Linked DNA regions of Homo sapiens: region 2 is linked to region 1. A link is a loop called in an ENCODE intact Hi-C map of the cell type or tissue named here. Cell type or tissue: heart right ventricle. All regions are shown on one strand. Each heading gives the region's core, and the rest is flanking DNA. Links, peaks and the distances in the headings are about the cores only. Region 1 holds the start of TFPI2 (tissue factor pathway inhibitor 2). Region 2 overlaps COL1A2 (collagen type I alpha 2 chain).

What was found. Hi-C counts contacts between places; a loop is a spot of excess contacts. Peaks named below come from ENCODE experiments on the same cell type or tissue, not always from the same donor. Only the 100,000 strongest peaks of a DNase experiment are listed, where the experiment ranks them.
Region 2: a loop joins it to region 1, with 4 times the contacts of the local background. A loop is called at or near these places in 5 of 110 quality-filtered maps.

Annotation. Positions count from the first base shown.
Region 1 is chr7:93,883,430-93,895,872 of GRCh38, forward strand. TFPI2 (tissue factor pathway inhibitor 2) reads right to left here and starts at 7,324. Exons shown (of 5, transcript NM_006528.4): 1 at 7,162-7,324; 2 at 6,708-6,890; 3 at 5,606-5,794; 4 at 3,832-4,002; 5 at 1,967-3,467. The coding sequence starts at 7,249. The coding sequence ends at 3,391. It overlaps TFPI2-DT (TFPI2 divergent transcript), which reads left to right and starts at 7,465. Exons shown (of 2, transcript NR_134235.1): 1 at 7,465-7,650; 2 at 9,813-10,159. In heart right ventricle, for the core only: a CTCF peak has its summit at 7,512; a DNase peak (open chromatin) is centred at 6,767; H3K4me3 peaks cover 1,985 bases; H3K27ac peaks cover 1,402 bases; H3K27me3 peaks cover 2,152 bases.
Region 2 is chr7:94,430,686-94,443,128 of GRCh38, forward strand. It overlaps COL1A2 (collagen type I alpha 2 chain), which reads left to right. Exons shown (of 52, transcript NM_000089.4): 52 at 1-542. Among named protein-coding and RNA genes, the nearest start is that of COL1A2, 42 kb to the left of the region's middle. RefSeq lists a silencer at 5,491-5,540. In heart right ventricle, for the core only: a CTCF peak has its summit at 5,520 (motif pointing left); a DNase peak (open chromatin) is centred at 5,516; H3K27me3 peaks cover 793 bases.

The DNA.
Region 1 (12,443 bases), core at 3,008-11,007:
GACTTTTTGTGTCACAGAATGAGACATTCCTTTTAACCACAGCTGTGATTTGCCTTCACATTGATTGTGGTAAGGAGGAATTTTCCCTTGACTGCAGAATGTCTTGTGACCACTTTATATATTTCTTAATTAAACTAACATGGCAGAGGTAATAGGGCATTAGAATAATTTTATCCAAAATATCTACTTCCTACCCATGCTGATCAAAGAGGTGCAAATGTAGGCTGAGTTGGATCCATGATCCCCTAAGAGCTTTGGCTACATGGGAGACGAAGGGAGCAAATACCAAATCCAGCTTCCCTTTGGGGTTACTAGGAGCCCCCAGAATCCTCAAAGGCTCTGAATCACTCACTCTTCACCTCCATAACACACACAAGATCCTTCTCCTATAATTATTCCCACCAAAAACAGTCATAAATTCAGGCCTTAACCAACCGTTTAATGGCATGCTGCTTTTTGTCATTGCTATCTATTATTTTTTCTTAAAGCACTGCCTCCTCTCTGCCATTTTTAAAAATTTTTATTGACTTGTATGGAGAAACCAAGGTATTTGTCCTGTAGAGTGCCCAACATTATGGATTTACTTTCCTTGGTTTCTTTTAACTTGTTCCCATATCCCCAGTATTTCTCTATAATCTGGCAATATGATAGTGATATCTACAGTCTTGACTATCTTTGGGTTTACTGTGTTTTATTTCTCCAAAAATACTTGATGGGGAGGGTGCACTTATTATTGTATCATATCAGGAAGCAAATAATGTCTATGACTAAACTATTATGGATGTCAAAATGATCTGTGAGTTCAGAGACATTAGCCTGATTTCCCATGAGACTGTCCCCAAAAACTTTTCATACAATTGTTTCAGCACCCAATGGTGAGGGATGCCTATATTCATACTTTTGTTAGGAGTATTTTCTAACATTTTAATGCATGTATTAGGTGGAATTCTATGAATGACATCCATATACTATTTTCCCTGTGGTACAGTTTTTAAAAAATAAACAAAAAAAGGATAAATGCTTTATTCTTTCTGTTAATTCATCGTTTTCAAATGAATGAGATAATGCCCTAGAAACCTCCAAAAGGTACCAAGGAGGTGAGTGTGTGTATATAATCATAAACTCAGATTTCTATATATTTATATACATTGTGGTCATTATTTGTTTTGATGGCCATATTGTCTCATTTTAGGTTAGTGGGAGCTCCTTAATATTGCTCCCGTTTTTGTGACATGATTCATTAGTCTTTGATAGCTTCCTTGATTTCTGGAGTAAGATGGCCCAAGTTTATTTTACATATTTCCTGCCCCAGACCTGGATTCAGCTATTCTCCTAAGAGCACTGGTTCTTAGGAACCAGTGAGTAATAGTATGGAGAGACCACAGTCTTGATGTTCATTGTAACTACTGCTACTGAGTTGTCATTACTTCAAGGACTTTTCAATGGAAAAGTGGGAAATACAGATTTTTTGATAGAGAAAATCAGTTATTAATTTATATGAATATTTCTAATTCCAATTTAAGTCAAAGATTTTTACTTAATTTCTTTCATTGTATACTTGTATCTCATTTTCTCTTAACACTGAAAATCCTGACTTCTAAAGAAATGTAACTACTTGTTTTCTTACAACATAGTATTCTAGATACAATAGGTTCAAAATAACACCAGTATTACCATTAACAATGAGACTACTAAATGCATTTTCACAGTGCACTAAAATCTCAGAATTCACTGCAATATAATTCATCCATGTAATAAAAAACCACTTGTAACTCCAAAACTATTCAAATAAAAAGTAATAACAAATTTAAAAATGCATTTTGAGATTTCTTCAGAATTTTTTCACCTTTATATTCCCCAAAAGACATTCTCATATTAATTTGTGAAGTCATTGAAAATAAGTATATATCTTTTGTGTAGTTTTGCCACTATTTGGTATTCAGTTGGGTTTGAATGCTTAAAGAAATGCTTTTTCTTTTTTATTTAATTTTGATTATTAATTATGTCAAATATTTACATGGTCCAAGATAAAAACTATATCACAGTTATATTTACACAAATATTATCTCCACAACTGTCCACCCCTCTGTTCTCTCCAAACCTCTATAGGTAAACATTTTTAATATCTTTAGTATCTTCTGTGATGTTTGTGTATATGTGTGTTTATTCATACTGTTCTAGGCCCTGTGTTTCTTATGTATCCTGGGAGTCAGAAGATATGCATATATAGATATTTTGCTAACTCCTCATCCATAAAATCTTCAACCAGTCCCTGACTGAAGAGTACCTGGTTTGCTTCTAGCTTTCAGCATCATTCAAAGTTCTCAGGCATATACCTATTTGTCAAAATAACTGGGATAAATTTTTAAATGAAAGATTGTTCAAGCAAAAGGTAAACGCATTTGTCATTTTGCATATTTAATTTGTAATTAAATATGTTAATCTTGCTATGAAAACATAAGAATTTAGAAAAATTGTTTTATTACAGAGAAAGAAAAAACCTATTTCATTGGTATGACCATATTTAATCAATGATAATTTACTGGTGAAATTTAAATTATTAAATTTATGCATGGTTTCTCATGCATGGTTTATATAAATAAACACCTTAAACAGTATAAACATTTGAAAAACTTTACTTTCCTTGGTTTTTTATAAGTTTAGTGGTCTCCAACCCACAATGTCTTAGGAAATAATTTAACAATAGGAAAACCCTTAAAACCATCTATCTCTATGTAAACACAAACATATACATGTGAGTGGGGATTGGTAGATAAATAGATAGAAATTGCTTTCCCAGAGGAGAACATTTCTGGCTTTAATAAATTGATTAGCTTTTTAAATCAGTCAAGAAAGTTAAGATCTTTTAAATAAATCCCCTTATTCATTCATTGTACTGCAATCTAACACAATAAAATGGGAGTAATATTTTTAAAGTGTTGTTAATCTGCGACTTTGTCTTCTTGGGACTAAAATATAATCCAACTTTTAAATGCAAAATGAGTTTTATTTGCTAGTCCTTTTTATTCTCAAATATGTTAAAAGCACATGATTATATTGTCTTATGTTGTTTCAGTTATGATCCTCTTCTGAAATCAGGAATACGACCCCAAGAAATGAGTGAGTCATATTTGCTTTTATATCTTATGCATTGCAAGAATTCAGTCTCACAAACAGTTGAACCATAAATTAAAAATGGTAGACTCACATTTGAATAGCAGCTAGTTATATATAAAAAAATCCAAATTTTTTAAAAAGTGACTTGTATTAATAAAAACTGGTGAATAAATCACCAATGATTTGTTTCCTCATGCTGTCATATTATTCTTCAGATACAACCATAAAGGCAAATAAGCCATAAAGACAAACAAGATGACATATTAAGAATGTTTAAAATTGCTTCTTCCGAATTTTCCGGATTCTACTGGCAAAGCGAAGCTTTGGCATCTTCTTTTTCTTTTTCAAAGCTAAAATCAATAAAACGACAATGAAAATCATACATCTCCAGTCTGTAGGCTCACTATAAATCACTATTTCTGATAAGGTTATTGAGCTCACTTCATCTTATTTTTAAGGACTGTGAAGTCAAAACTCATTATACACTCAGTTAATAATATTTTACCTTTAAGATATGAAGATACAGCTACCGTCTACTGCAGCTAGCCAGTAAAAGCATTTTGACAAAACTGATTAACACTACGGAGATACTTATGTAGAAGTAGTCTAGAAACAGCAATTTGCTATTAGTAAAATGGATAAATAAAAATATAATTTTTCTGATAAGTTATTTATAAAGTTTATCTAAAGGTGGAATAAGAAAACATTCACTACCTTTTGCACATGCACGTTTGCAATCCTCCCTGCTAACAAAGTTATTGTCATTCCCTCCACAGCCAGTATAGGTGAAAGCATCACAGGTTCTGTATCTTGGATTAAAATAATAGCGAGTCACATTGGCAGAGCACAGTCCCTCATCTTTTGGACTGTAGCAAAATGATGGAACTTTATAAAAAAGAGAAGAAAATTAGAAATGTTATAATACCAGAATTTTTAAATTATGGTGATTACTGAAGTAACTGAAGAAAATCTAATCCCATAGAAGCCTCAGTCTGAATCCAAAATATCATACTAAACCTTTAAAAAGATGTGCTTCAAATTGCAGGTAAGCTTACATGCTATATTTTGGTAATTCTAAATTTTTGTAAACTGGATAGAATTTCTTCTGAAGCTACATCTTTGTATCCTTTAAATGTAAAAAGAAGTTAAACCCAAATACCAGATATGGTTAGGTAAAAATGGGGTAAGTTTCAAGGACAATATGTGGCATGATTTGGTAAATTTTGTCGTGTTGGTAGTTTTGCTTTAATGTTTTTAACAGCTCTCATTCCATTATTAATCAATAATATATGCATACTAATTTCCAGGTAACCACTGGAGCAAACATTTATATGTACACAAACAAGAGAACATCCACAGTAACCATCACCACATTAACTCAAGATTTTGCATATTCAACACAGTACAGCTATAAAGCTTTATCAAATTCTCTGCCAAAGCAAGTTTTCCTTGTTTGTTGAACTTTTCAAAAATCTCTGTGTCTGGGGGAAATGCCTGTATTGTCTCCCTCTGCAAACATTAAATACTACTCAAGAGACTATCATTTCAAGGATTCAGGGGTGGTGGTGGGAGAGGTAACAAATGGATAGGACAGAAACGTGTGGAGATGTTTGTGCTGCAATTTGCAATTACTGAAGAATACAGAAATCTAACCGAAAACTTTAGAAAGAAATTTTCAAGTTTCACCATCTTAATTCTGTATATATTCCACTATCTCACATGTATAACTTATTGTGTACAAATCTGAGGTCATAACATTCATTAATGAATACTTTAATCTTTTATGCATAAATTGAGTAGCTGAGAAATAGTTCTAAAGAAACAATTCAGGGCTGGGCGTGGTGGCTTACACCTGTAATCCCAGCATTTTGGGAGGCCGAGGTGGGCAGATCATGAGGTCAGGAGATCAAGACCATCCTGGCTTACACGGTGACACCCCGTCGAAAGAAAAAAGAAAGAAAGAAAGAAAAGAAAGAAAGAAGGAAGGAAGGAAGGAAAGAAGGAAGGAAGGAAGGAAGGAAGGAAGGAAGGAAGGAAGGAAAGAGAAAGAAAGAAAGAAAGAGAAAAAGAAAGGAGAGAAAGGAAGGAAGGAGAGAAAGAAAGAGAAAGAGAAAGAAGAAAAAAAAAAAAATTAGCTGGGCATGGTGGCGGGCGCCTGTAGTCCCAGCTACTCAGGAGGCTGAGGCAGGAGAATCGCTTGAACCCGGGAGGCAGAGGTTGCAGAGAGCCGAGATTGTGCCACTGCACTCCAGCCTGGGCAACAGGGCGAGAGTCCGTCTCAAAAACAACAAATCAGAAGAGGCAGAAAGCAAAAATTTGAATCATGGCTTTGTCACTTTCCAGTCCTAAGAACTTGACAAGTCACTAACTTGTCAAGTAATGTGAAATCATGAAAATGCACATGTTAATTTCGCATCAAATTGAGTTTTTTCCACCCAAATGTCTTTTCAAAAAAGTGAAATAGAAATACCATAAAAATCGTATTTACTTTTCTTTGGTGCGCAGAAGCCCATACAAGTAGCTTCATCTGGAAACCTGTTCTCAATCCGGTTCCGGTGACACCCACCGGAAAAGAATTTTTCACATGTCATGGAACTTAGATTAAAGAAATACTTTTCTGTGGACCCCTCACACTGGTCGTCCACACTCACTTGCAGCCGGCAAACTTTGGGAACTTCTAGGAAAAGGAGGGTAATAGAACAATGTTAGTCAAAAGTAGCCTTCTTATTAAACCATCACTGTATTTTCAGCAACATTTTGTGGGGGGAGAGAAGTTGTATTAGTGTTGGGATAGTAAATACCCAGAATACTCCCATGAATCCAGATATTTACTTTTTTTTTTTCTAACAGTGTATTCAGAGCTGACTCAGCTGTGATGTATCTTTCAAGTTCAGTAGAAAGACTCTCTGTTTTCTCTGGGTGTTCTCTGATTGTACATATGCAGTGAATCAAAGCTTATTCACATGAATACGCATTTTCCCCTGGCTCAGTTCCTTGAATGGAAAAGCCCCATGTTCTCTTACAGGCCTTAACCGATATAATTTAAAAATTAAAAATAAATTAAAATATAACAGTATTATGAATCTCCACCATGTCCCGCAACTAATCCAACACATGTTTGGGTATCGGGACAAAAGTAGAGTTATATAATGAGCTAAGTCACACTTCAATAATAAAATCCACTAAAAATATTTCAGATTGATGGATAATCGACAGAAGGAAATGATGTACTCCAGGAGAGATAAAAATCATAGGTTTGGAATTAATGAAAAATACAGAGAAGCACTTACGTTGTACCTAACACGTTATTCTCTTGCATTTATTATACCCCATGGTGAGGGAACAAATCTTTCCCTGAGTCCGCACAGGCACTGAATTATGATCAATGTCAGTTGGGAGACAGGAAATGTGTTAGTGGTTGTAAATTTGTGATTACTTTTAAGAAACTGAAAACCATGAGGTTTGCTTAACACTTGAGAAAACCCAGGCTAAAACTTCCTGTAGAAAGCGAGACGTGGGAAACTGGCGAAGCTGCTACCAGCCGCCGGCGCAAGGAGCGCGAGAGTCCTGGGTGCGCGCAGGGCACTTACTTTCTATCCTCCAGCAAGCATCGTCGCAAGCCTCCCAGGTGTAGAAATTGTTGGCGTTGCCCTCGCAGCCCCCGTACAGGAACTGGCGGCAGCTCTGCGTGTACCTGTCGTAGTAGTAACGGAGAAGTAGGGCCCGGCAGGGTCCGTAGTCTAGGGGCAGGAGACAGATCTCCGCGTTATTTCCTGAAGAAGGGGCAGAAGGAGAGCAAAAGAGAGGGAAAGTGGTCAGGCGTAGCTCCTAGGAGGAAAGAACATCCCGGGGAGTTCTGTCCCCTTCCGAGCGGAGGGGCCTCTGCAGAGAAAGTGCAAACTTGGGAGCGAGTCCCCCCTGCCAGCGGAGCGCGCGGCAGGGACCTGGAGAAAGCGAGGCTTGGAGGGCGCCTACACGGGGCCCCATGGCCCGCTGCGCCCTCTCCGCCGGTTGGGGAGAGAAGCTCCTGGAGCGGCCAGATACCTGTTGGCTCCTGAGCAGCATCGCCCAGTGCAGCCTCCGTCAGGAAAAGCAGCAGAATCGACAGCCCCAGGGGGCGAGCGGGGTCCATGGTGCAGGGGGTCGGGCGGCCCGCTGGGCAAGGCGTCCGAGAAAGCGCCTGGCGGGAGGAGGTGCGCGGCTTTCTGCTCCAGGCGGCCCGGGTGCCCGCTTTATGCGGGGCGAGCGTCCGGCCGACCCCCGCCGGGGCGGAGCCTGAGGGGTGGCTGATTCATGCACGGGGACTGTCACCCCGCCGCCCCCGCGCTGCAAACTGTGTAAGAGGGAGAGGAATTCCCCGCCAAGTTGAAAAGTTGAACCTGCCTCCCAAACTTTCTCCTGTAGTCCAGACGGGGACGCCCTGAGGGAGCGTTTGTGTCAGTAATGGGAAATCTGCAAGCTAGACGGAAATGACCTGCTAGTGATTGCGCTGTAAAGAAGCCGGAATCCACCTCTTGAAGGCATGAAGTTCAGGTATTTGAAAGGCTGGTGGAGAGAAAGTGCGGAGTTCTTGGGTCAGAGCGGAGCGGGATTCGTTGCAATGGACCTTCAGATTAGATTAGAAATGTAAATAAGTGTATATTTATATTTATACACACAGATTTCAATCGAGTTCTAATTTACATTTAATACAGGCTTATAATATATCGTAGGTGGACAGTTTGATAAATTTTGACAACTGTGTAGCCACCAATAAAGAATTAGAACATTTTGGCTGGGCGCGGTAGCTCGCGCCTGTAATCCCAGCACTTTGGGAGGCCAAGGCGGGTGGATCACCTGAAATCAGGAGTTCGAGACTAGCCTGGCCAACATGGCGAAACCCCGTCTCTATTAAAAACACAAAAAATTAGCCGGGCGTGGTGGCGGGCACCTGTAGTCCCAGCCCCTCGGGAGGCTGAGGCAGGAGAATGGCTTGAACCCAGGAGGCGGAGGCTGCAGTGAGCCCAGATGGCGCCACTGCACTCCAGTCTGGGCGGCAGAGTGGAACTCCGTCTCGAAACGAAGAAAAAGAAGAAGAAGAAGAAAAAAAAAAGAGTTAGAACATTTCCATCACTCCAGAAAGCTCCTGCAGACTTTTTCCTAAATCAATCCTTCCATCCTTAGGCCAGGGGCAAACACTCTTCTCATTTCGATTACCATAGATTAGATTTGCCTATTCTTGAATTTCATATAAACGGAATTATAAAGTATTCACTGTGTAGTATTTCTTTCTCACACTTCCTGTTTTTGAGATACGCCCAGGTCACTGCATCAATAGTCTGTTTCTTTTAATTCCTGCGTAGTCCAAGGTATGAATTTACCAAAACGTATGAATATCCCACAATGTATAAATATGTTGCTGTGTGTATCAATAGTCTGTTCCTTTAAATCATTGAGTAATATTCTAATATATCACAAATGTCTTATTACTGGAATTTGTGTTGTTTCTAGTTTGTTTGGGGGCTCTTATGAAAAAAGCTGCTTTGTGTGGACCTGCAATTTTTATTACTCTTGGATAAAATACTTAGAAATGTTAGACACTGCCAAAGGATTTTTTCAAGATGATTGTACCATTTTACACCCCAACCAAGCATGTATGAAGCTATGTTTTTGTATGTATCTATGTTTTTGGAGAAGAACCATAGCAGCCCAGAGAGATAGCCTTGGGGAGTTCTGAAGATTTGACCAGATCAGTGTATTCCCACACATTTCCTAATGTCAGTGCATCCATTAAAGTTCCCTGTTCCTTTGACATATTAGCTTGTGATCCACTTTTTTTTTTAATACAAACAATTACCTACAGTGAAATTTTACATAAAATATTAAAGATATTTTTGAAGACATTTTAATATACTTGTCTTCCCTTCCCCTTTTCTCTTGTTGTATTCAACATTCTCAAGTAAATAATTATTCTTGACTTCTGAGGATACTGGGGGTAGTTTACAGAAGTTCTCTTTCAAGTTTTCAGGAAGCCCTGAAAAGTATAGGACACACTTGCTCAAAGTGGGTTAATAATCTGAGGTATTTTGCACATTATATCCTTGTGCCAGTTTTCAGTCATTCTGATGTCATGTTACAAGGTCACAGTCCTAGGAAAACCAGCCTGATCTGGAAATGCTGTCAGCTTTGATTAGCAGATGTCTATGATTAAGAATGATAGTTGAAACTATAAGGATAAATGTTTAATTATCACCTCTCCAGTAGGGAAAAATAAATGGGATGGGGATGCTTTGTATAGTTAACTGATTTCTGTGATGTAAATGTGCTCACTAAGGTCAATTTCAAGCTGCCACTGCAGAATCACTGAATGCCGAGGTGGGAAAAGATCTCCAAGAGCCAGAGCTCCCCATGGCCAAAATCTGTGTGAGCTGGCTCTAATGCACCAACCACTGAGACAGACAGCCAGTTTTGGAATGACACATTCAGAGTAAAGTCAGATTAGACCCTCCCAGTTCCTTCAAAATATTATTAGGGGAGGGAATTTTACCACTCATTTACCGAGAATCATATTCAGGAGAAAAGTTGACTCAACTTCAAACTTACCTATATCTATCTTCTGAATAAAATTAAATATATCTTTAGACTAAAATAAAATTCAAGGACTGATACTCAGTTTTCATGGAGCACTGACTACTGCCATTTCTCTTTGTTCTCAGGTGCTGGACACTTTTTGATTGTCTTTCGCTCATACAAAAAAAAAAATGAACCACTGGACACAATGGCTTCTGCTAGTAATCCCAACACTTTGGGAGGCTGAGACAGGAGGATCGCTTGAGGCCAGGAGTCAGAGACAAACCTGGGCAACATAGTGTGATTCCATCTTTACAAAAAAAAAAATTTTAACTTAGCTGGGCATGGTTGTGTACACCTGTAGTCCCAGCTATATGGGAGGTTGAGATGGAAGGATTGGTTAAGCCCAGGAGTTTGAATTTGCAGTGAACTATGGTCGTGCCACAGCACTCCAGCCTGGATGACAGAGTGAGACTCTGAATCTGACTAAAAAGAAAAAAAAAAAAAGATTAGCCCTTTTGTATCAAGACAGACATTTTGGGAAATTGCATCGTGCCATGGAAAAATAGAGTTGGAATTCAGAGGATACCTGGATTTTATTCCTTGCTACATTGGACAAGTTACTTAAAACTCTCTGAGCCTCAGTTTCCTTTTCTAATAGACATAATAACTCTACCTCGCAGATGTGTTATGAGGATTAAATGGAAAATGCCTATGCATTCAAAGATATTGTTTTAGCCCCTCACACAATGGCACAAACTTCATCCAGATCATCCCATATCCTACTTCCCATTGAGAGCCTTGGCACACAATTTTGAGATGGAGCATCAAACTCCCATCAGGAAACAGAGCAACATGAAATGGCCTTATAGAATTAAAGCCCATGTCCTTGCTCCTGTCAGCTCTTCTCTTAACTAAGCTCAGAGACCACCTCTCTGCCCATGAAGTTGTCACACTTTCTGGTAGTCTCTTCTAGGGAAATGAGCTTCAAGGGGATTTCAGAGCAGAATCCTCAGCCCACTCAGGGCTGCTGTATAAGGCATGTAGTGGAAATGGGAGGGGGGCAAAAACAGGCCTCTCACCCTTCTGTGGTGTGGTCTGTAGATGCAGGTTGGAATCAGTCCCGAGAGATGCTCTAGAAATGCTGGTTTCCTTCTACTTTTCTATGCCAAACAGGGTGCATCCTTAAAACCTCTATGACCACAGATGGAGAAAGGAGAATTAAAGAAGTGGAATTGGCAGAAGTTTGAGATTACTAACCCAGGTTATTACAAAAAAAGTATTCCTCTTAATTGCATAAATAATTGAGTATTTTTATATCCATGAAAAAGACATCTTCCAATATAAGGGTAATCTGAATTTCCTGGAGACTACTTTGACGTTACTGAATTTACATTTAGAATATTTTGGAAGGAGCAACATGACCACCACAATCAGCCTCCAAAGGGATGTCATAGCACTTCTATCTCCTTAATCCAGTGTCTAGCCCAAAATGCTGCCTCAAGGCTGAGGAAAGTAATTCCTTTGTCCAAAGTCAACAGGAAGTGCAAGGCTAGAGATAACTGGGAAAAACAGTCATCCAGATTGATTTGTCATTGCTACACCAATTGACAGTTAAATTGTCTGTGGCTAAAGACAAAGGCTCAAAATAGTCTGGAGTTCTGTAAAAATAAGGCATGGAGTTGTAATTTGAATGCTGAATGGAACTATAAGTATGTTCACTTTACACAAGTGTGAACTGAGATCTAGAAAGGTTAAGCATCTGGTCATGTTTACCTGCCATGGTTGTTGGCAGACCTGAGACTAGAATCCACAGTTCTGGATTCTTAGTCCTATATTCTTTCTATCACACCTAGACCTAAGTTCTTTCTACCATACCAAGACCTTAAAGCAGAATATGAAATACCAGAATTTAAAAATGCAAAAGCTGCAGTGAGTCCAGGAGCGCCTCTGCATGTGTCAGATTGCTGCCTCTGATCTTTCTCACCACCACACCCCTGGACCCCACAACAAATGAAGTTGATTTTGACCTGTTTAGCCCCTCCCATGCCTTGAGTATGATACTGTATCCTCTGAGAGCCCTGCCGTCTCGGTAGGTGAACCAAGAATTTAAGAAATGGACTGTGGCAGATGGTCTTCCTCTCTCTCAGACACCTTAGAGAGAGGTAGCATGTCTGGCTTATGAGTGAATGATGAGAATTAATTGAGCCCAGTGATTTGGGGATACATATTATGTAACATAGGTATTTAAGGAGTTACACTGATAACTCCTTAATAAACAAAGACAGTTTTTGCTGCCTCTTAGTTTAAGCCCTGCCAAAATAAAACTTGAAATGAGTCCAGCTGGCACTAATGAGTTTACACATCTGCTAAGAAAGATAGTTAATCTCTTCTGAGCAGTAAATGGTCATGAGGGTTTTGCTAAAGTTTAAGCAACTCCTTCACCAACTAGGTATTTTTCTAACCAGCTGGGCCATGTAAGAAACATTTATTCTAATGCACCCTCTGTCAGGCACAGAGTGCATTTGAGAGTGCTATATAATAAGATGAAGCCACATGAAAGGATGGGGTATCCTCTGTGCCTAATTTTATGAATCCCCTTCCCCCTAGAAAGAAAGAGATAATGAGGGTATATAACGTATCTCTTACTGTGTTCATTCCTTCATTAATCTACTTTAAAGGGAGCTGATTAAATGTTTGAAGTGTGACAAACTTTATGCTAGACATTTGGGATACAAATATGAGGGACCTCATAACATAATAGGGTAGATGAATGA
Region 2 (12,443 bases), core at 1,798-9,797, 550 kb after region 1:
AAAACCATAAACATTTGCACCACTTGTGGCTTTTGAATATCTTCCACAGAGGGAAGTTTAAAACCCAAACTTCCAAAGGTTTAAACTACCTCAAAACACTTTCCCATGAGTGTGATCCACATTGTTAGGTGCTGACCTAGACAGAGATGAACTGAGGTCCTTGTTTTGTTTTGTTCATAATACAAAGGTGCTAATTAATAGTATTTCAGATACTTGAAGAATGTTGATGGTGCTAGAAGAATTTGAGAAGAAATACTCCTGTATTGAGTTGTATCGTGTGGTGTATTTTTTAAAAAATTTGATTTAGCATTCATATTTTCCATCTTATTCCCAATTAAAAGTATGCAGATTATTTGCCCAAATCTTCTTCAGATTCAGCATTTGTTCTTTGCCAGTCTCATTTTCATCTTCTTCCATGGTTCCACAGAAGCTTTGTTTCTTGGGCAAGCAGAAAAATTAAATTGTACCTATTTTGTATATGTGAGATGTTTAAATAAATTGTGAAAAAAATGAAATAAAGCATGTTTGGTTTTCCAAAAGAACATATTGAGTAAAATTCCTTGCTTCAATGCTCTTTGCAATATAAATATGCATCTCTACCAGCCATTAGACCAAGTGCCTCTGATTAGATAGAAATTATGCAAAAAGGGCAGTTTGGTGTGGTAGAAAGAGCAGAGAACGAGGACCCAGGAGAGCTGAACTCCAGTTCTGGCTCTGTTCCTTGTGGCTGAGTGACCTTGAAACTCTGAGCCTCTGCATTTCAGTTTCCATAGCTATAATATGAAAAAATTCCTTTTCAGCACTATTAAGCATTTGCCCTACTCAAAATATGTAATATTTAAGCAACATGGCATTTTTGACCTAATTTTACTATAACCAAAGGTCTATAGAAACTTGGTTTATTATATATTAAGCACTTTATAACAGTGGCTGAAAGTTGGTCTATGAGCAATTAATACTATTAACTAAAACAGTTTCAAATATTCAGTAAAAATGCCATACACTTAAATCTGAGGCAACTGAATACAATGCCTGTTAAGAGGTAATGTGTGTGCTGTCAATCAGGATAGACAGTTGTGGATAATAGTACCACGAACACCTACCTGCCAAATCAAGTTCATTTTCCTCCCCTGCACCTTTCAATAACATCTTTAATACACTTAAACATAGTAATGTGTCAAGTAAAATGTTAAGATTCATTTAGAGCTTATTTCCTGTTGCAGAACATAATTGTGATTGTAATATTTGCCTTGTGTTATAAGTCATCTCAAGATTCAATTAGTTTTAAAGGCAAAAGACTGAACATGGTAAAAATGTAATATTAACCTTAAAAAGTTAGCAAGGTCTCCTAATCAAAATGCAGATTCCTGGTCCTCATCTGCCAAATTCAGATTTAGTAAGAAATTGCTATTCTTACGCATCCTGTGAAATTCAGATGTGCACCAATTGAAGGACCACCTGATGAGGTTACTGCCATAGTCCTTTGTAGCTCTAATATTCTGTGTCTGACAAGAAGGAATATATATATCTGACCAAACCATATATAAAGATAACTCCTGGGATCCGAATGCTGGTACTCTCTATAAATTAGTAATTAAAATGACCATGCAAACTTACATGATAAAACAGAAATCTCTGGATCAAATATGAACTATACCCTCAGACTTATAGCAAAAAAAAATAAAACGCATTTATTGAGTACCTGCTAGAGGCAAAAGCCATGCTAAATAATAATAATGACCTTTGTCAAACTGAATCTGAATTAGCAGATTTCCTAAGCCAATGCTCACTTAATAATCACTTAATCATCATCAGTGTGAGACAACTGAAAATAGTCAAATAAATAATGGTACACCTAATGGATTACAATGAGGAAACAAATTATGGTATATCCAGTAAACAATGAGGAAACAAATTACAGTATATCTAATAGATAACGATAGGATGAATAGTGAAATAAATTTTGGTATCCCAATAACATTTATAAGGATGATTTAACAAAAGAAAAACTTCTTAGAATAGAATTTTCAATCTTGAAAATCTAATATTCAAGAACACTGTCATTATAATTAGATATTTTAAATATACATGTAAAAAAATGCTGAGAGTAGGCACATTTGTATAGAAGTTTAAGGATGATTTTTAGGCCTAAAATTTTCAAATTTGCAACAATGTAGCTATATTACATTATTATTTACAACAAATTTACTCTTAAAATATTATGAAAGAAGCAGTCAAAAGTGAAAAGAATCTGGTTCAGGAGTAGCCATCTCCAGGGAAGGAGTGGTCAACCTCCCACCCACCTGTTTCCTGAAGAGAAGGACAAGCCTGGCCTAAGGGTCATCATCCACCATGGACCAGCCATCCTGAGAGAAGCTTGGGAGGGTGTACAAAGCTCTACCAGGCCACAGCATCTTCAGGGAGCTCAGGGAGCTTATAGTGCGGTTCCAGAGGCAGAATAAAATAATGTGTGAACAGAATTTTAAATTACATATCCTCTGAGGATAACAGAAGACACTATTAATTAATTAGAGGGAGTCTCGGGAAATTAACCTTTGTCTCACACAGTAACTGATATTTGGATTGAACTGGCCTCTCTTGATAGAGATCTCATTTCACCTTCAAGCTCTCTGGCTCAATCCTTCTTCTCTGGAAGTCACATATTAAAACAGCCTGGTACTTACCAAGCCAGGAGGTCCACTGTGAGTGTTCCCAGGGCCTAGACTCAAATGTGGACATAGAGCAATAGACTGAAGACTTGGCCCTTCCATGACGAGCCCACTCTTTAGAGGCTGATCACCAGGCCCAAAGCATACTCCTCACAACATTTCTTGACCCTTGGTGGAGTGAAGGTCAGCCACCTCTAACTTGTAGGAGTGTGAAAGGGAAGAAAATTGCACATGAAAGAGAGAAGAAGCAGGTAGCCAAGATCTAGGGAGGGGACATTAATCAAGTCTAGTAAAAAGGGTCATTTAAAATTCTAAAATCAATACAGCTAATGCATTGGCAAAGAGCAAAGATACCTGAGCAATGCTGAATACATTTATTATCTTTAATGCCAAAAGACTTTTTTATGCTATTCCACTTAATATCACTGTAAAGGAAGTTCAGAAATTGGATTATATATAAGAAAAGTTGGAAATGTCATTCTGGGTCAGAACAAAAATCCATCTAGATGAGTACTTTGCCTTTGACAGTGGCACCAGGGGAAATTTGGGAGAAAGAGCAGTTGGCACTTCTTGTGAAGCCAGCCTCAGAACTCCCATTTAATAACCCATTGTAAATCTTTTTTGTACATAGATGTATCTAAACCCTTCCAGAGTCCTCTATCTATTTTGAAATATGTTGGTATTACAGTACCAACAGGAGAGAGCTAGTGCTGAATTGTTAGCTCAGCTTCCTAACCCTCTGATCAAGTAGCTAAAATATGTTTTCTATCCTTGTGCCTGGATCAGCCAGGGATTCGACAACTCCATATCCTTAGGGAGCACTAGTAAGTCCAACAATGGGGCCATAGACAACCCATAATGAGCGACTTATCCCTGCTCTTCAGTGAAATGAGCACATAATTTGTGGTCAGCAGCCAAGGCTATGAGTATCAGCTCTGCCATTGACTAGCCCAGGGCCCTTGGGAAAGTCTCTTAAGTTTTTTGAGAATTTAGTTAACATGCCTGCTTTAGTTAACATGCCTGCTCTTAGAGATTGCCATTACCACACATATCATCTCACAGAACTGCTGGGGGTACCAAAACAGGCATGTGTGAAAGTGCTGAGTAAAGTATGCACAATAGACTTGTCATCACTAGGTCCAAAATTTCCTGGCCACTGGTGGTAGCCTCTTGATTTATTTTCTGATCACTGGCCCTCTAATTTAGGAAGAAGAGAGTGTAGAATTTACACTTAATTAGCACCACTCTCTAAAGTGGTAGTGTATCAATTTTGAGTTATGCCTCCTTATCAGTAAAAATTTGAGTTCTTACAACAAATTTACTTACTTATATATAAATGTTATGTATATATTATGGTGCTAGTATATGCAATATAAAACCTCTACAGAAAAAAAATCTGTAAAGACAGAAAATAAATACACATAGAAGGGTCCATAGTCCAGTGGATCATTCTGCACGCCCCTGGGATGCATGCACCACCCCCTTCCATTTTAGAGAGTATTGCACTAAACAAGGATGGTCTTCAGGGGAGGAGGAGCATCAATGAACTCCTGAAATCACATGTTAAATACACTTTGTGGGTATGTGCATTTTTCTTGGAAGAAAAGTCCACAAATTTCATCTGATATTCCTAGGGGTCCATGTCCCAATTAGACTTTATAAGCCACTGCACAAAAGAAGTATTATCCACATCGCTAAACCCTGGACTTTTCTGAACTATGACTTTCTCTTTTTTTTTTTTTTTTTTTTTTTTTTTTTGATGAAGTTATACTCTTGTTGCACAGGCTGGAGTGCAGTGGTGCGATCTTGGATCACTACAGCTTGAACTCCCAGGTTCAACCTACTCTACTACCTCATCCTCCCTAGTAGCTGGGATTACAGGCATGCACCACCATGCCCAGCTAATCTGATATTTTTAGTAGAGACAGGTTGTGCCACGTTGGTCAGGCTGGTCTCGAACTCCTGACCTCAGGTAATCCGCCCTTCTCGGCCTCCCAAAGTGCTGGGATTACAGGTGTGAGCCACTGCACCCGGCTTGAACTATGACTTTCATATCTCATCTTAGGTGTCTTACTCAGAACATGCTGCTTCTCCTACCCTAAGACCTGAGAGAACCAACCAGCACCAGTCCAAATGTAAATAATGGTTTGTCTTTTATTCTTCCACTTTTCTGGTATGAGTCCTCTGTCCTACGCTTTAACTAGGCTTGACATATACCTTATGACCTGTACTTTGTAACATAAAAATACACCAATCTTCAGAATCTTTTTAAAGAAGAGCAAACAAACTCAGTAATGGGGGACAATTAATTGAGCTATGCCTTTTAGGTAAAATGTGCTTGTATTAGTTTTTTTAATTTTGAAAAGTGATAGAGTTTAACCTAAAAATTATTGCAATTTCTGGCACTGTAAAATGTCTTGAGGACAATACTGTAATTGTTTTCCAGGGATCCTCAAATCACCTAATAGAACCAAATCTTTTCATCTGATTGCTCCAAAGCAAACCTATTATTCTGAGCTCCAGACATAGGATTAATTCTGGCCAAAATTAACAATCTTACTGGAATCTAGAAAGGTATCCTTAAAATTGAGATTCACCGTAAATTTAAAGACATTTTTAAGCAAAGCACACAATGCATTTTTACTATCAAAGTGAACATATTTTTGTAGTGTAGTATTGCTCTTGGTGTCCAATGGCTTAATTAACAACAATAATGATGAAATAAAACTTAAACAACATCTTTAAAATGGAATCTATTAATGCTAGGCAGAGTAAGAACACCTAGTGCCAAGTGGATGGACCTTTCTATCGCTACAATATGTCAATTCGAGTTCAATGCTCCCCCTGCTGGCTGGATAACAGAACACCTCAGTCCTTTAACAGTGCCGCGGGCATACCATTGGAGAATGAAAATTCCAATTTAAGGGGAGAAAATAGAACAGCTTCCTGTGCTTATATCCTGTTAACTCCAGACACACAGCCTTCTCCTCAACTTCCACAGGGGTCTACCTTCATGTTCTCAGTACTCCCTATTTTACTTTCCCTCTCTGATCTATCTTTAATATTTCTCCCATGGAGCCAATAAGTGGAAGCCACAAAGAAACAAACATAATCTCAAAGAATGAACTTTTGGATGAGTAGAGCTGTCCGATGCTACAAATATTGCCCCGAGATAAAGTGAGCACCTTTGAGGATTTAAGTAAAGGGTGAGTGGATTATATGGAACAGAGACAAGAGGGTGTGATAGAAAAGAACCAGTGTTTAGGAATCCAGAGCTATTTGGATTTGTATGCTGTCCACCATTTCCTAATCTATTAAATGGGGATGATAATAACACTATGCACGGGACTGTAAGGTTCAGAGATATGAATGCATAGCAGCTTGCAAGGTTGGCAGGACGTAAGCACTCGGGAGCATTAGAACCATCACTATCATTATCCCCTCGAGCCTGAATCCTCCCTAAAAGCCTTTAATTCCATCACCAAGAAAAGTAACCACCTTTTCACAAGTACTATCTTCTCTAACAACAGTGGCCTAAAATGATAGCGCATCTACAATTCAATTATACTGCAATTTCCCTTACCACAGATAGCTTCCAGCAAAGTCTCAAATACTCATAATTTGGTGAGTCCTTCTCCACAACCCAATAGAAAATCATCCAGTTTTTATTAAAAGCATAAAAATCTCTCCAATTTTTTGCAAAAGTAAACCCACAATTCCACCTTCACAGTCATAAAATAAAATTGCTGACAAAAGGAACAAATTTGCATTTAATATTTAGCTGGTCTCTGCCTTATGCCTTTAGAAGTGTGTCCAATTTTGAAAAAAAAAAAAAAAAAGAAGGTTTCTAAGCTTAAAAATGGCTACTTTGCTTACTTGGAAGCCAGTTCTTCAACACAAATGGACTATAACTCATACATGTTAAATTTGCCAAACCTCTGACACTTAATTTTTACTTGATTTTCTAAAACCGTGTGGCCGGCTGTAAAAATTCTAACTCAAGAGTTTATCAGCATAAGAAATAATCACAATTATTAATGTCCTCAGAGAAATTTCTTGCCCTACATGAATTTACTAAAGGGCTTTAAACATATTAAATCACCTATTACTGCCAGTGCTTTGAGTGTTTATGAGTCATATTATAAGTGGATCCACTTCAAAGAAACATAGAAGCAGCTTTGATTATAGATATTTTCAAAATGGTTTTTTTAACACTGATTATAGATCTACTTTCCCTTATAATACAGAAGTTTGAAATCATTTCTAAAAGTTTATCAATATAACTAGAGTTTCCAACTGCTACTTTGTTCATCATGATAAGGTTTGTTCCTAATGAAAATAATTTTAAAAAAAAACCGTTCTCAGATAGCATCTAGAAAATTGCCCATTTAACAATTTCTCTGAGTTATTCACAACAAATACATACTTTTATTTACAACTGGGAATGCTTTTAAAAATATAGTGAATTTATGGTCAGTTTTAACCTCCACATGTTTTCTTAGACTTTCTTCCACTAAAATATCACAATAAATGGTCACCTTGACACCATAAATTATAAAAAGAGCTTTGCTTTCCTTCTCTCAAACTTGGGAGGGCTATGTATCAAAAACAGAACAAAGTCCACTAAATCTTTTGAACCATTGAAAAGAGAAAGACAAATCAATGACAAAAATGATGTGCCTTCTCACCAATACACAAATTAAACTGCGTATTTTGTAGGATGTATAGGGTTATTGGTCTTTTTATTATCACTTTTGTGAGGTATCTGCCAAGTAAGTCTAATTCAGTAAAATAGATTGATACATTGGGAAAAAATCTCTAGTCTGCATTCTGGGTTGGGAAGAAAATCATGCAGACTGTTTAGTCAACCTTTACCACTCGTTATTTTTATCTAATTGGTCTGAAATATTATTTAAAACTCCCTCGGTGATTGCAATTTGCAGGAAGTCTTGAGGAAAACTGTATGAGACTAAAGCCACAAGGTTCTGAAACCCTCCCTTAAAGTCAATGGCAAAGTTGGAAGTCTGTGCCTATGTGCCTTTTTCTAGGAAGACAAAGTATATTGTACTTCTCTAAGTTTTTCCAGATCCCACACAATATTTACCAAACCAGAATTGCTAGGGGTGGACCCAAGATATTTCTATATTTAATTAGTACACCAAGGTGGTTCCCATGTACTCTCAGAGTTTGAGAACCACTGGTTTATTAACATCATCATATTTTTAGGTGATTCTGTATCCCTCTCCCCAAAATGTTTAGGACTACAGCTTTCAAATAGTGGGCTCTTTAAGCTGTTTTAAAAAGAACATGTAATGGCTCATTGAACATGTGAGCAATTAATTTGGGAACAGTTACAATATTACAAATGTGATTACTTATTGCAAACCCAATTAATCCAGTCAGGAAGAATGTTAATTACAAAGGAGTGTGGAAATTAGCATGAGTACATGACTAAATGCCTAAAATCTGACCTATTATATTGTCTGTCAGGTAATTTATTTCAAAAATACTTCCACAGGAGGTTTTATGTATATATGTGCATGAGGGCTATAAAGTAACATTAATCCACACTCCAGGGCTGATTGAGTAATCTTGGACATATCCTAATTAGGAAAATCCATAGCTTTAGAATTGGCTATTCTGGCATTTCAAATATCATTATTAAAATCTACACCAGAAGGTGTGTTAATTAGCATAAAAGATGTCAATAATAATTTTTCATAGTTGAAATATGGTCTTGAAGATATATGGAGAACTAATAAATATTTAACATAATGAAACTTAGGCTAAATCTTGTTCTACTTGTGACATACTACTTGGTAGCAAGATTGACAAGGAAAGACATATAGTCCTATCTATCTTCAATCACCAGAGATGACTTATATTTACCAAAAACTCTTGAATTACTCAATTAGCTCAGATCACTTCAAAAGATGACTCTAAAAAATGGAAAAATGGTAAAAGATGGCTAAGAAAATGACACACAAAGCAAAACTGTACTGAATTAATTTAAAAAGCGAAATGAAATAATGCTGAAAACAATAACTGCATTTCTCTAATGAGCAATGGAATATCAATAAAAATGAATCCAGATATAATAGAAAGCAATCGGGAAGGATGCCAAAGTTCCAAAGAAATCATCTCTCTTTCTATGGGAGCAGCCAAGATTTACTAGGTGCTTTTATGGCCCTTCCCCTCTGGGCATAACTGAAAAGCTAGAGGAAGAGCCTTAGCCAAGCTGAGCCACTCAACTCCTCTCTTTTGAAAATTTAAAAGTTGTAGTGGAGAATGGCAAGGAATAATGGAGGCATGACAATGACAGCACTCTACAGACGACTGTGAACTTTTGCAGATGAGGTCACAAAACAGTACTAGATTTTTGGTTGTTCTTTCAATTATGAAATAATCCAGTATCCTTCTACTAACTTTCCTTTTTGCTTAAGTTAGAGAAAGTTAATTTCTGTTATATAAAACAAAAACAGTTTCAACTAATATACCTAGTAAACAGGACATGGCAAAAATGGAGGAATACAGGACCATCTTAAAGTAGAAATAAGAGTCACAATTTTGAATAGTCTTAAAAAGTACCCAGATAAAGAACATTGTTGGAACACAATTCATGGATGTTTGGCATTTCTGCATGTTTTGCAAGCAGAGACACTGATGACCTTCGTTCTGAAATATCTGTTCAAGGATGTTTGTATAATGATAGTGTGCAACCTTGGAAGAGAGAGTTAATGTCTCCCTTCAGAGGAGAGGTTACTGTCCACTATAATCAAGATAATAGCTCCCTGCAGGGCAAATGTCAAGCAGGTTTGCTCCCAGCCCATTGTAGTTTTGGGTTCCATTTGTTGGTGTTTCTCAATTGCAACACATCCATTTGGATTGCTCTGCATTTTCCCCAAGGGACTTGGGGAAAGGGGGCCTGAAGCAAATATAAAGCTTTTAGTTCCTTGCCTTGCTGGAACAAAGTCTTTCGTCTCTGACCCAGAAGCTGCATGCCTTCCGCCAGCATCTATTAAACTGTGGCCGGCTAACATCTTAGCTTTAAAGTAGAGAAAATTCCAGATCCTTCAGAGTTCTTGACAAACATTTCAAAGAAGAATTTATAACAGAATGAAGCTGCATCCGTTCTGTATTCTTGTCTTTCAAGTTGCCTAGCAACTAGTTGGTCACCACTGATCTGACAATCTGCAGTAATGAACAACCACGCTATATAGAAAAGTGTAATTGAACTACATGCTTCTAGATGGCAGATTGTCTGATTCATCTCTGTATCTCTATCACCTAGCCCAGTAATACAGACTCCAGACTTCGTGATTTTATTGTTGCAGGACTTTTCCTTAGTTTAGCTAATGACAGGGTTCTTTGTTCCATGGCCACAAAAATTCAGGCTTGCAGATAGTTTGAATGGTGAGTAAGACAGGGTTTTACTGGGTGAAAAAAGAAGAAAAGGGGAAACGGGGACTCTCCCTAGGCCAGAGTCCCTGCTAGAGTACTTCTCGCCTGGTCATTTGAATTCCAGGTTCCAGATAGGAAGAGGAGGGGCCAGACTACTCCCCTCTGCAAACAGCGTGAACTTCCGTGTCTCCACCCAATGCACATTCCTCCTGGTGTGCAGGCTGGTTGGAGTTTTTCCAGGGACCCTCTCCCACCTGGCTATCTCATTATGTTGAACAATTATTAAACAAAAGAGGAAACTATAAAAATGACTGCTGGAATATGTATAGAGTTGTAGTAACTAAGATAGTCCAAAATCTGTATCATAGGTACTTTACCTTATAATCATCTTGTATCTTCAGGTTTATTTAAGCAAAACGAACAGAGATCCAGTCAAGGAAGCTCAGGTGACAGGGACATACATAGAGAAATAAGAGCAAGAAAGGTAACAGACTACTGAAATTGGAGCTGCAACGTGGCTGCTCCTTTATTTATTTATTTTTTTAGAGGCAGGGTCTTGCTATGTTGCCCAGGCTGAAATACAGTGGCTATTCATGGTGCCATCATAGCACACTGTGGCCTCGAATTCCTGGGCTCAAACAATCCTCCTGCCTCAGCCTCCCAAGTGGCTGGGACTACAGGCTCACACCACCATGACAGGCTTGGCTCTCTATTTAAGATGGCTTCAGAGATCTCAGGAGCAGGAGTTTGTGACTTTTTCAACTCTTTCCTCTACAGCTTCACCACTAATCTGGTTCATTCACATTCTGCATGTTTTTTTCATATCTGCTATTAATTGGCTTTCATCATTATTATTATTTGATTTCTAAGAGAGAGATTCTGATATAGTTCATAAATCTCTAGACAGCCTAGTAAGTGCTGACATTTGGGTAGGTATCCCATCATGAGAGTCGTGTGATATAAAACATAGCCACCTAGACATCAGAAGCTCTGCGTGGGCAATTTTTAAAGGGGGCAAGGGTATGAAAGACCATAAATAACATCTCTATTACAAACTGCATCACAAAAGTTGTAATGTTTTATAACTTTTCTCAATAAAACAGAAACTTAATTTAATTCAAATACTTTGTATTTGAATGCCTGCTTTGTATCTACCCATCTCACACTCTTCCTAGCACTCCTTTCTCCTTGAAAATATATATGTTGGTCAGGCCTGGTGGCTCACACCTATAATCCCAGCACTTTGGGAGGCCGAAGCAAAAGGATCACTTAAGCCCAGGAGCTTGAGACCAGCCTAGGCAACATAGTGAGACCCTGTCTCTACACAAATTTAAAAATTAGCCAGGTATGATGGTGTGCACCTGTACTCACAGCTACTACAGAGGATAAGGCAGGAGGATTGCTTGAGCCCAGGAGGTAGAGGCTGCAGTGATCATACCACTGCATCTCAGCCAGGGTGACAGAGTGAGACTCTATCTCAAAAAAAGAAAAGAAAAAAAAAAAAATATATATATATATATGCTTCTTCATGCAATTTGAGCATTTTGTTTTTAGATAAAGACTTAGAAAGAGTTCTTAGACATCATTTTTTAATGCTTGTACAGAAAAAAAGAGGGGTTGGGGGAGACAAAGAACATCAATAACAAAAAACAAAAGTTCATTAAAATGCACAAAAAATGTCCAGTTACTTTAGAAATTAAAGAAACACGAAGTTAAAAAGCTCACTTCATCTCTGGCTGTTTCTTTTCAAAATAATAGGTTGATAAGAGTTTAGACAAAAGATCACTCTCATCTACAGTTGATGTGGTATAAATTGGTACAAAATTTCTAGAGAGAAATTTATCGGTATGTATCAAAAGCCTTAAAAATGTTTATATCTTGGACAAGGAATGAATGCTAATAAATTAATATTTGATTTTTCTAAAGACTTTGACCCAGTAGAGTCCATATGAAGGCTTCTCATAAAGCTGTGAGACTCAAGTTTTCTCTCCACTGCACAAATCAGAACAGCACGTAGCTGTCCCCCAATGCAGCTGTCTGGGGCAACCTAAACTTGGAGGGAGAGCTGTGTGGGTCTGAGGAACAAGCACGTGAATCACAGAAGTCTTCTAACTTTGGGAAATGCCATGGCTATTTGCAGCGCAAAGCTGACAGAAGGAACTAGAGCACTGCAGCTCTCAAAAAGCCACACAAATACACTCTTTGAACTGGTTCACATGACTATGTGCAAATCCAACCCTCTGAACAGGTGTCATGGAAAGGTGTCTGCAAAAAACACCAAAAGGTTATTTTTCTAAAATCCCGTTTTATTGCCTTCTCTTCCAGTGAAGGCAACCCCCAGCTGGTTATTGGGAAGTCACATCCCCCTTCTTC